Regions from separate parts of the Homo sapiens genome. Here region 1 is linked to region 2. Evidence: chromatin contacts called from ENCODE Hi-C or POLR2A ChIA-PET data. All regions are on one chromosome and are shown on one strand. The core of a region is the stretch at or near the end of the contact, and the rest is flanking DNA. Distances in the headings are between cores, read along the strand shown.

What was found. Hi-C counts contacts between places; a loop is a spot of excess contacts on that map. ChIA-PET counts read pairs that join two places held with the same protein, here RNA polymerase II (POLR2A). Pooled maps may share reads with other maps.
Region 1: a pooled map shows a loop between it and region 2 (2.8-fold over the local background). The contact joins two enhancer-like sites. A Hi-C loop is called at or near these places in 1 of 50 pooled maps. POLR2A ChIA-PET finds 5 or more read pairs at or near these places in 3 of 52 experiments (activated B cell, activated CD4-positive, alpha-beta T cell and naive thymus-derived CD4-positive, alpha-beta T cell).

The regions. Positions count from the first base shown.
Region 1 is chr9:5,849,925-5,855,598 of GRCh38, reverse strand. It overlaps a transcript of ERMP1 not described here and the pseudogene AK4P4. Among named protein-coding and RNA genes, the nearest start is that of ERMP1, 20 kb to the right of the region's middle. RefSeq lists a silencer at 1,718-1,767. Within about 2 kb of position 3,943, at least 5 of the 41 ENCODE cell types and tissues checked have a DNase peak (open chromatin) inside an H3K27ac peak, as active enhancers do.
Region 2 is chr9:5,592,846-5,598,696 of GRCh38, reverse strand. The region is part of intron 1 of INCR1 (interferon stimulated noncoding RNA 1); the gene reads left to right. Among named protein-coding and RNA genes, the nearest start is that of RIC1, 33 kb to the left of the region's middle. RefSeq lists an enhancer at 4,426-4,545. Within about 2 kb of position 4,601, at least 3 of the 41 ENCODE cell types and tissues checked have a DNase peak (open chromatin) inside an H3K27ac peak, as active enhancers do.

The DNA.
Region 1 (5,674 bases), core at 2,694-5,193, 260 kb before region 2:
TATCTCTGCACATGTCTCAATACCTCCACAAGAAAGCAACTCAGGCTGGATTTCAAACAGCATACAGTCTAAGCTCTAGGTGATTTTTGACAGTTGTGTTGTTGCTATAGTATCCTTTTTACAAGTGATGGTGGTGGTCTTTGGTTCTCCTCATCCCCTCAAAGGCTGTTGAATCACAGCACCAGTAAGCCTGAGAATGCTAAGGGCTCTAGCCCAGGCTTTCTCCCAGATTCTCTGGTATGTGCCCTCCTGGTGACAATGAAATTGGCTAATTGCTCTCAGTGGTCTGGAGTGACTATGTCCACAGTTCATCTTTCACAGTAGGAATCACTCCTTTTTTGCTTCATCCATACTCCATAGAGTCTCTCCTTTTCAGACATCCTAGGAGGAAAGGATTTAGCTTCTATTTTTTTAGACTATATATTTTTGACATCTGTTTTTTCTTAGGCTATTACATTTAAGTTATTAAATAATACAGATAATTACTGCTTTTATCTCTCTCAAATTTTTCTTTCTAAGAACTGAGAACAAGAAGATTGCTTTGAATCTCTTCATGCACTGGGAACTGAGCTATGAAAGAGGGTGTTATTAAACTGCTGGTCTGAACTCTCATGGATTGATGTTTCCCCTTTCTGTTACTGCGAAAAGATTCAACCCCTAAAAGTTTTTTGGCAACCCCCAAAGTCTTTTGGGAATCCTCAAAAAACATGGGAAATATTAACCTACATAAATGTTGAAAGATCCTGTCTTATGTATAGAAGTAATAAGACCAGGCCGGGTGTGGTGGCTCACACCTGTAATCCCAGCACTTTGGGAGGCTGAGGAGAGTGGATTACCTGAGGTCAGGAGTTCTAGACCAGCCTGGGCAACATGGCAAAACCCCATATCTACCAAAAATATGAAAGATTAGCCAGGCATGGTGACGCACGCCTGTAGTCCCAGCTACAGGCTGAGGCACAAGAATTACTTAAACCAGGAGGTGAAGGTTATAGTGAGTGGAGATCACACCACTGCACTCCAGCCTGGGCGACACAGTGAAACTGTGACTCAGAAAAAAGTATAAGACCATATGGAACTACTGACTAATAAATAGTTAAACTTTTTGTTCAAGACAGCAAAATGTATTTTGAAAATTCTGCTACCTCTTGATGCTGACAGTGTTTTTCTCCCGTGAGTGACCCAAGCATATTATAAATAATTGATAAAGGGAATGGAGCTGGTTGGGTGGAGCAAAAGGTTGCACTAGCTATGCCTAGACTGAATAGAAGAGTGTTATGATGATGAGAAAGCAAAATCTTTATTTTTTTTCTATTCCAAAGATTCACTCTGATTCAGCCTGACTAGTACTGACAGTTTATGGAAAATCTCAGCTGTTCTCTTTCTAGCACCTAGATACAGATATGAGCATGGCCCCTTCTCCTCCTCCAGATCCCCAGTAAAACTTCACCCACAGCAGCTTCTTTCTCCCCACTGGAGAAAGAGTGGGGAGCCCAAACCCCTTTCTTTTATCTAATCACCTGGCCACAATTTATCCCCCTTTGTTAAAATGATATATAAGCTCCAGGTCTAACTGCTTCTTTGGCTCTTCACTTCTTTTCTGTGAAGCCCCCATTTATGTAAAAATATTAACATCCATAAAATGAATGCCTTTTCCTCTGTTCATCTGTCTTTTGTCAGTTTAAAGCCTGTCTGGAAGACAGAGAGTCTCACCACCCTAGAGCAGTGCTACTCAGGGTGTCTCTGACCAGAAGCAAGGCTACATCTAGAGAGCGTGTTAGAATTGCAAATTACTGGGCATTCTAGATCTACTAAATCTGAAATTCTGTGGGCAAAGACCTGGGATCTGTTTTCATAAGCCTTCTGGGTGATTCTAACACATGCTCGAGTTTGAGTACCACTTCCTGGAGAGATGGGCAGGGGGTAGTGGGAGGGTAGGCACGGAGCACTTGTTTAGGACCCTTGCCAGGCTCTCTAACTCCCATCTGCCTGGCTTTCCATGATTTCCTGGTCCTTGTTTCTCCAGGCCAAACCACATTTAGGAACATACACAATCTGGAGTGCAGAATTCTTTGAACTTTATCTAGGTGGCTGTTTCTTAACCAACAGAGCATAGTTTCTTACAGGATATGTATGGCTCTTCTGGGAGATCAACACTGAAACCCCAGGGCATCTCTGAGCACAGCAACAGGACAAGAGAGAATTTAAGTGACATGGTGAAGGGGATCAGGTTATACCACCCCAAAGTATGCCACCTTGGCATATGATTATTTTGGGCTGAAAGCAATGGAGAAATAGCAGTTGTAAGAAGAGCTCTCTGCCCTTTCCTTTTCTGCCTAGAAGCAGGACATAAATTTCCCTTTGTGAAGGTGGCATAAATTTCCACCCTTCTCCTGTATCAGAATGAAGAAAGTAACCTATCACTAGAGACAGAAAACTGGCACTGAGATGAGTTGGCATAAAGACACCTTACTAAAGCAACCCTTGCTTTCCATTACTTTCCCTGTATACTTCCTAGTCACTTTCCTACAATTTTTCACCCCCAGAAGCCCAAACCCGTTTCCTTTGTCCATAAAATAGATGCTTTTTCCCCTGTTAATCTGTCTTTTGCCAGTTTAATTCTCAGGCCCCAGACACTGAACCTAAGAGGGCAGAGGAAAAGGTTTTTGCTGGTTTGTTTGTTTTCTCCCCTGTAGTGAAAAGAACTAACAGGTGAGATGACCCTGTAGTCAGGAAAGGATTTTTATCTCATTTACAAAAACATGTTTCAGTGTGATGAATTGAATCCTATCAGTTGCTGTTATTAATTTTTCTATATCTTCCCTGATTTCAAAAAGCATGTTTGAGGCAGCTTATTAAAATACATACAAGGTTAAAAAAATAGATAGCTATCCTTAGGATTTGCAAGGTGTTCACTTAAAACATTCTTTTTTTTTTTTTTTAATGAACATTCTCATAAAACATTCTTAAAATGGTTGGCTTCTTTGCTGATATGGCAGTAACCAAAGATTCCAGTATTTGAGCACATAAAAAATTCTGCTGCTATGGTGGGGTACAGTGGTTCACACCTGTAATCCCAGCACTTTCAAAGGCTGAGGCAGCTGGATTACTTGAGCCCAGGAGTTCGAGACCAGCCTGGGCAACATGGCAAAAGACCATCTCTACAAAATATACAAAAATTAGCTGGTGGCAATGCCTGTAGTCCCAGCTATGAGGGAGGCTGAGGAGGGAGGTCACCTGAGCGTGGGAAGGTCAAGGCTGCAGTGAGCCTTGATCATGCCATTTCACTCCAGCTACATGACAGAATGAGACGCTGTCTGGAAAAAAAAAACAAAAAAACAAAAAAAAACACTCTGCTGCTTACCTGTGCCAGAAATAACAACATCTAAAGTGAATACTTAAGAAAAACTTAATGACTGCTTGATTACCCTTAAGATTCTGCATTCTTTATAATGTTCTTTGCATTTCAAAAGCAGCCTATTTATTGCAGAAATTTACTTAACCTTTTGCTTTACTTGAGCATGTATGTATGTTGCTTAGATAAAAGTAATGACATAAACGTCTATATAATCTTAGATTTCATTTTTACTTTGAAATGGGAGCTTTTTTATTTATAAGGTCATGAAAAACTAAGTGTTTTTATTAAGAAATGAGATTTTTTAATGGCAGAAAAAATGACTTGTTGACTCATTATGAAATCAAAATCTCTCCAAGCTTTTAAAAAACTACTTCAAGCCATTCGTTAAGTAATATTCCTTTGTAAATCATCTTAGATTTAGTATTATAGTGTTTTCTCAATTTTTATGTGTGTTAAAATCAATTTTGTGGGGTGTATGTGTGTGAAGGGGAAAGGTGACTCACAGTCACAGTACCTAGTTTTGCAACTTTCAGGCCTTGGTTTTGTAGCTCCAGCTGCCACAGACTTAACAGCTAGACTGATTCTGAGTAAGAACAAAAGGGTTTGACCATAGAAGGAAGTTCCTTTAAGATCCTTGTGAAATGGTTATAATAAGCAGGTTGACTCTTGCCCCTTGGAGAGCACCACCCTGTGTAAGGCTGATATGATCACGAACCCTCCCTCGCCTCCTCCCACTTCTATATATTATCTGTGTGCATGTGTTTCTTCTCTCCATCTTTCTTGCATGCTCTTTTCTTTTTCTCTGTCTGACCCAAGAGAAAGAGAAATGTATTGATGAAAAGTCTTTAAATAGTGTAATTAATTCATTTATAGCATGTCAGAATAAATCAAAAAAGGACATTTCTCTGTAAAAAATAGGTAAACAGAAACAAATGAAAGAAAAGCTATGACAGGAAAATAAGGTATAGCAAATGTATGCCATAAGGTGCTGTATGACTGCTAAAGGTGTGCCTCAGATTTGGCTCTGAGCTTCCTAGTAGATAGAGAAAAGAGAAGAACAAATCAATTACAAGATGCACTATGTTCACAAATTGGAAACATCTTGGAGGCTTTGCTTGATACCAGCACAGCATAGAGATGTTGGGCCTAAAAGGGCTAACATCTTCAGATTTTGTTCTGAAGGGTCTAAAAGAGGGAACACAGTGTGAGATCTTTGGGAATAAGTCAAGGGAGGATGTCAGGGCATGGGCAGTTCCTGGATGGGGGATTGAATTGAGGGTGAGGTAACTGATCAAAGCTCTGGAGTTTTCAAAGGATGCAACCTTGTTCCTCATTCATTCTCTATTCTTCAGAGTCCTGCCCTACCTCCTCAGAGCTTGCAAGCTAGGACATGGCCAGAAGGCTAGGGTAGAATTACAGGGTGGCTGCCCTTTCAGGTATAGCATTTGGTACCACTGTTCACAATGGCCATGGGTTTCCAACTCTGACTGCACATTAGAATCATTTGAGCCATTTTCCAAAATTATACAATTGCCTGGCACCATCCAAATTAACTGAATACTGGGATTGGGCCCAGGATTTTTTGTTGTTGTTGTTTTTGGGTTTTTCTGATGCTTCATCTAGTTCTTATGTAGAGTGAGAGTAGAGAACCACTGACAGTGAGCATTTTCAGAGGTTTACGAACTTCACGGTATCTCAGAGTCACAGGAGGAACTTGTTAAACATTCAGTTTCCTCAGCCACATGCTCCCTCCCAATTCCCCCAACCACCCCAGAAGGCCAGGGAATTTTCTATTTCTTTTTTTCTTCTTCTTCTTTTTTTTTTTTTTTTTTTTTTTTGAGACGGAGTTTCATTCTCGTCGCCCAGGCTGGAGTGCAATGGTGCGATCTTGGCTCACTGCAACTTTCACCTCCCAGGTTCAAGCAGTTCTCCTGCCTCAGCCTCCAAAGTAGCTGGGATTATAGGTGCCTGCCACCATGCCCAACTAATTTTTGTATTTTTCGTAGAGATGGGTTTCACCATGTTGGCCAGGCTGGTCTCGAGGAATTCTCTATTTCTAGCAAGCACTCAGGGTAATTCTGATGCCGATGATCCACAGAGTCACACTAGTCCACAGAGTGTAAAGGGGGGGAGACCTGGGCCCTGGCCTGCTCTGATAACAGCAGGCTGTGTGACCTTTTGGGCCTATTCCTTAAACACTCTGGGTTTGTTTCCTGATTGGTAAGAAATAACCTGTGGTGCCTACACTGCAAGGCCACGATTGAAATCCACAATCCCACCATGGATATGATTCTGTGTTCATTAATTTCGAGTCTGCTT
Region 2 (5,851 bases), core at 3,352-5,851:
TGATCTGAATCTTGCTGAGGGACCCCCACAAAATTTACTGCACATTTCCACTCTTCTTAAAATTTTCACCCTTACACATTTATTTCCTAGCATCATGGTTAAAAGCATGGATTGTATAGCCACAATGCTAGGTTGTATTTTCCACTCCATTACTTATTAGCTGTTGACATTGGACAAGTCACAACCTTTCAGTGCCTCACTTTCCTCATATATAAAATAGTTCCTCATGGTGTTGCTAAGGGCATTAAGTGCCTGCCACATGTTAAGGGCCATATAAGCACTGACTCTTATTAGTAGTGCTCTTATCATTCTTTTGGCTTGTGGCTGTGCTCCATTATTAACATTAAAACACAGCCTGAGAGCTATCTCCTATTTCATCAGTAGTTTACCTTTTATGTAAGTGAGATCATCAGATCACTTCTTGATAGGAAATTAGGGCAGATAATTAGGGATATGTGATATCCCTTGATATGTGAAATGGGGCCTAAATGAAAGGGAGTTTCTGAAGATAACTTCACCCACTTCACAGTTTCATTCTGATATTCCTGTTCACATATACTTAAAACAGTGAGACCCACAAATATTTCCTGAACTGGATTCATTGTCCATAACCCCTCCACCATTCACCATCCTTTACCAACAAAACCAAACCCCATCTTCCTCTCACAAGCCCACATCACATTCAGGTGGATCAATTAACACATCTCAGAATTATCCTTGACTGGTCTCTTCCACATCATCCACATCAAATTTCTTATCAAGCCCTGTAGATTATTAATTCTTAATAGTTTTCATCTTCATTCCCATCCCTTTTTCTCTATCTCCTTTGAGATTGCCTTAACTCATACTCATATTTCTGTGGGCCATTGCAGAACTTTGGTTAGTCTTTCCCACTCTCTCTCCCTCCCCTCCCTCTCTTTCTCTCTTTGCTCTGCAAATATGTATTGAGTGGCTGTTATTTATCAGGCCTTGAACTGGCACAGGGATGCAAAAGTGAATAAGACAGAGGGATCCTAAAGCCAACTGCAACCTTAACGTAATCCTAATACTCAATTCATGAAATTTTTACTCCAAAGAGAATCAGGTATTAAACATACAGTTATACAAATAATTGGTTCAGGATAACAGGAATCTCTGTTTTCTGCTATAGTCTCTCCCTGAAACAGAGAGATTATTAGCTCAGGCTTTATGTCTGGGTGGTGAGGGCTTCCTAGTCTCAGAAATGCATTACAACCTTTGCTTTAGAAAGTCTCTGTGATGGTAAGAACTGGAGTTTGGAGGAGAAGACGAAAGGAAGTGGCCTGACCCTAACGGAAAGGAGAATGCCTGAGACTGTCCTGGATAGGGACTTGGGGGAACAGGTTTGCAGTAGGTTCTATAAGGCTTTGGGATGTTATCACACTTTTGCATAGTTTTCCAAAGACTATGACACTTGCAGTGGGAGAGGCATAGGTAGATGTCTGTGGTGGCCTGGCCTGAGTGCTCTGGCCCCCAAAGCAGTGGCAAGAATTCCTTGTGGAGGACCTGTGGTCAAAAGAGAGAACTTTGTGGGAGCATCTCTGCAGTCTGCCAAGGGCAGTAGGGCCTACCAAATTCCAAAGGACCAGCCCAATGACCTGAGGGACCAAAGACCAGGCCCTCCTCCCTTTTCATGGGGCTGTGTAAGCCCTAGGGCCCTAGTTGGCCTGCCACTGGGTGAGTGTGGTGGGGTGTAATAATTGCAGTTACCTCTGTGTAAGACAATAAAAAATGGTGGCTCCACATGAACCTTATTCCATAAGCTATTTCTATATGGTTAGTTAATTTCTATTCTTTTTCTTAAAAATAAACCAAAAAGGAGTTTTTTTAAAGTCACAAATTAGTTGTGTTATCATGTACATCACAAATTCCCTCTGGGACTCTGTTTCCTTATCTGTGAAATGTGGGGGATGATGTTGGATTTCTGTTCCAGCTCTACTATCCCAAGGTTTTATGTTGTCTCATCCAGAGAACAGAATAGTTAATACAATGACTTGAGAGTTTCTTTCTTTGCTTTAATCATGTTGATTACACTCCCAGCAAAGAAAATGAAAGCTGATGAGATCTATCTACATCACCAAGTATCAGAGTTTATATAATTCATGCTAATTTCTGTAAACTCTCCCTGTAGATGAAACATGCAGTTAGCAGTGAAGTTGAAGCAAGAAATGCTATATCAAGAGCACATGAACTGTCTTTGTTTGAGGCAGATCATGTGAAGTTGATACCGAGATGACTTTCTCACGTGTGACTGGTGACACTGGAAAGAGGAGGAAGGAAATTTTTTGACTTAAGAGACTCTTTATGCTAAATGAACAGGAAAACTCCCCTTCCTCCCTTGAGTAACATGAATCTTACTTGCCACCAGGCCTTTCCAGATGGGGAGTGAACAAGGCTTCATTGGCAAATAGCCAGCTTCTTCCATGGACCTAAGGGGGTTGTTAGAGAATATGCTTTATTGATGTGGCATTTAATTACAGAAGTAGGTATTTTGAGGGAGGAGGGTGAGTAGGAGGAATCAATGTAATTTTTCAACTGGAGAAATAGATTGCTGGATGAGACAGTCATGTGTATTAGAGGTATGGACTCTGGAGACAGACTGCTGTGCTCTTAGCCTGGCTTTGCTACTTACAAGCTCTGTGACTTCGGGCAAATTACTCTCTGTGCCTTATATGTAAACTGGGGACAATAATGGTATCTAGCTCATAGGAGGATTATGTTATAAAGATTAAATAAGTTAGTATTTATAAAGCACATAGAATAGTGCCTGACACATGGTAAGAACTTTACAAAAAGTGTTTGTTGTTGTTGCTGTTATTTTTACATGCCAAGGCACACATATTGACTCAAACTTAGATATTTAAATCAAACTTCAGAACTCAGCTTTAAAGCAGTTCCATACCATATGGTAATAAATTCATCTGCCCGTTATGTGGTTATCAGAGTTAGTTAGATCACTGCAGATTTCTTCTGAGAACCAGGTAAAGAGGTTAAGAAAGAGGAGCTATGTAAGAAGGAAAATGTTGTGGACAGCCAGAAGAAATGTCTTATAACTGGTATTGTAAGTAAGAAATTTTCCAGCCAAACTTTTTCAAAAAAATGATACTGAATTACTTGATAAATCATGTTCTGGGGTTTCTCTAACTTCTCCAGGTGGATTGGAGTAGGTGTGTGTCTATACACCACCAGTATCAAGTGCTTTCAGCTTTCCTCCAAGATGTAGAAACATCAAACAAGTGCATCAAAACTTTTCAATCTATTTTTAAAAATCTAGTCATGTGAGATTATGAAGTGTGAACTCTCATTCATTTAAAGTAATTACCAATTTTTACATATATCCTTAATTTTTATTTTGACATGTAAGATTTCTGGATTTTTTTACTTGTCTTGTTCCCCTGGTCCACAGAGTATAAGAGTATAGCTTGCATTTGGTTCACCTGGTGAATATATGAACACAGTTTTTCATGTGTTGATTTTCTCTAAGATTTGAAAAACTATAGCAAGATTATCTGTAAGATTGTGCCTAGTTGGTGACATTTGGAGGGATCCTTCTTTTTTGAACTCTTTTATGCTTTCTAAATTTTTCAAAAATGAACATGCATTTTAAACAATTGAAATCTGAAAAAAATTAATGTTTGCTATTTGGCTTATATTCTTTTTCTTTTTCTTTTGGTTTATTTTGGCTTATTTTCTTTAAAAAGGAAAATAAATTAACTAGCTTGACTGCCTTCCAGAAATAACCCAGGGAATAAATACATGAAGTCAGTATTTTTTTATTGCCTTAAAAAGAAAAATTTTGCAATTACCCAATTCAGTTTTTTTGTCCCCCCAACACAGGGTTTCACTCTGTTCCCCAGGCTGGAGTATAGTAGTGTGATCATGGCTCACTGCAGCCTCAACCACCCAGGCTCAAGCAATCTTCCCGCCTCAGCCTCCTGAGTAGCAGGGACTATAGGTGTGACCACCATGCCGGCTAATTTTTATCTTTTCAGAGATGAGGGTTTGTGTTGTCCAGGGTAGTCTTGAACCCTTGGGCTCAAGTGATCCTCCTGCCTCGGCCTCCCAAAGTTCTGGGATTACAAGCGTGAGTCACCATGCCTGGCCCCAAATCTTGACTCTAGCATAGGTCCTTGGGTGGTCATCAGTGTTAAATTTCATGATGTGTCAGAAAGACCTTATCTCTATTCTTTTCGAAAATGATTCCACATCACTCTGAGCAAGTCTGGTCCTAGATAAGTAGACAATCTCTTAGATGAAAAGATCCAAGATACTAGGCCCAAAGTGCTGTCAAACAGCTTCCCAGCTGTTTGCTATACTGGACCTGAGGCTATGGAGATCTAGGATTAAATTCTTCAAAGAGAAAAATGGAAATTTGGAAATTTGGATATCTTACCATACTCTGTTTTCTCTATGTGTGAATGTATTTAATTTAGGCTTTGCTTTTTCTCTCTGTGTGAATACGTTTAATTTATGTTTTGTTTTGAATGATATTTCATCCTGAAGTCACGTGATAACATGCAGTATTCAAGATTCTCAGTTCCCCTTACTGCAAAACCACAGTTGCATCTTCAGAAACTGACCTAAATGAGAACAAGGTGATGTAAGAAGACAAAACCTGGATTGAGGTTTTGCAAGATATTAGCAAGTTTCTCAGAGGAATCTCTTTTACAGTCCCAGAGTGAAATTCTGGATATTTTAGCCAAGAATTATTGGCCCCTTGCACTTCCTTATTTTACCAAGGCCCTTGACAGCTGAAAACTCCCTGCAAATCCAGTACCTACTACATTTCACACAGCATCCCACAGTCCCAGAGAGGTGCAAGTGGCTAAGTCTTGATCCCAACTCCTGGAAGCTTACAGTCTTGTCAGAGAGACAGTTACATGGCAACAACTGAGGAATTCTTGAAAAGCAGATCAGGGCTGGGCACTGTGGCTCATGCCTATAGTCCCAGCACTTTGGAAGGCTGAGGCAGAAGGATTGCTTGAGTCCAGGAGTTCGAGGCCAGCCTGGGCAATATAGTGAGACCTTGTCTCAAAAAAAGAAAAAAAGAAAAGCAATCAAATCAGCCCCATTGAAAAGATTGTATCAAGATTGCCTATCCATTTGGGTTTCCAAATTCAGCCTAAAACAAAAACTGTATCACTCTACCCACAATACTGCTGATACCAAACGTATTTTGTTTTTCCACACCAACAACCAGTTCTCCAGCTCTCCAGACACCAGCTGGATGTCCTTCAATTCAATTCACTCACTTCTGACCCTGTCTACCTGGGATCAGCATCAGACCCCACAGGTTAAGGGCTCTGTTCCACAAGACTTCTCCCACTTCAGATGTCAGTCACAAATGGTGAGTCCCAGGTTACTCACGCTTCTGTCAAACTTGGCTACAAGTTGGGCATTCCCAAGACCCCTTCCTTACATTCAATAATTTGCTATAATGGCTCATAGAACTCAGATGCTTTAACTTAACATTTACTGGTTTATTGTAAAGGATACAGATGAACAACCAGATGAACAAGTACACAGAGCAAGGTCCGGAAGGGCCGCCACTCCCCTTAGAGTTGGGGTGCATCACCCTCCTGGCATGTGAATGTGTTCACCAACCCAGAAGTTCTCCAAGCCTCGTACATAGTTTAGGGATTTTTATGGGTGAGCAAGAACTCAGAGTAAGAACTCACCACCGAGAGGATGGCACTAAGACATTCATGAGGGTTCTACTCCTATGATCCAAACACCTCCCACCCAGGCCCCACCTCAAACACGGGGGATTACATCTCAACGAGATTTGGAGGGGACAAACATCCAAACCATATCACCAGGCAACTGTTAGAAT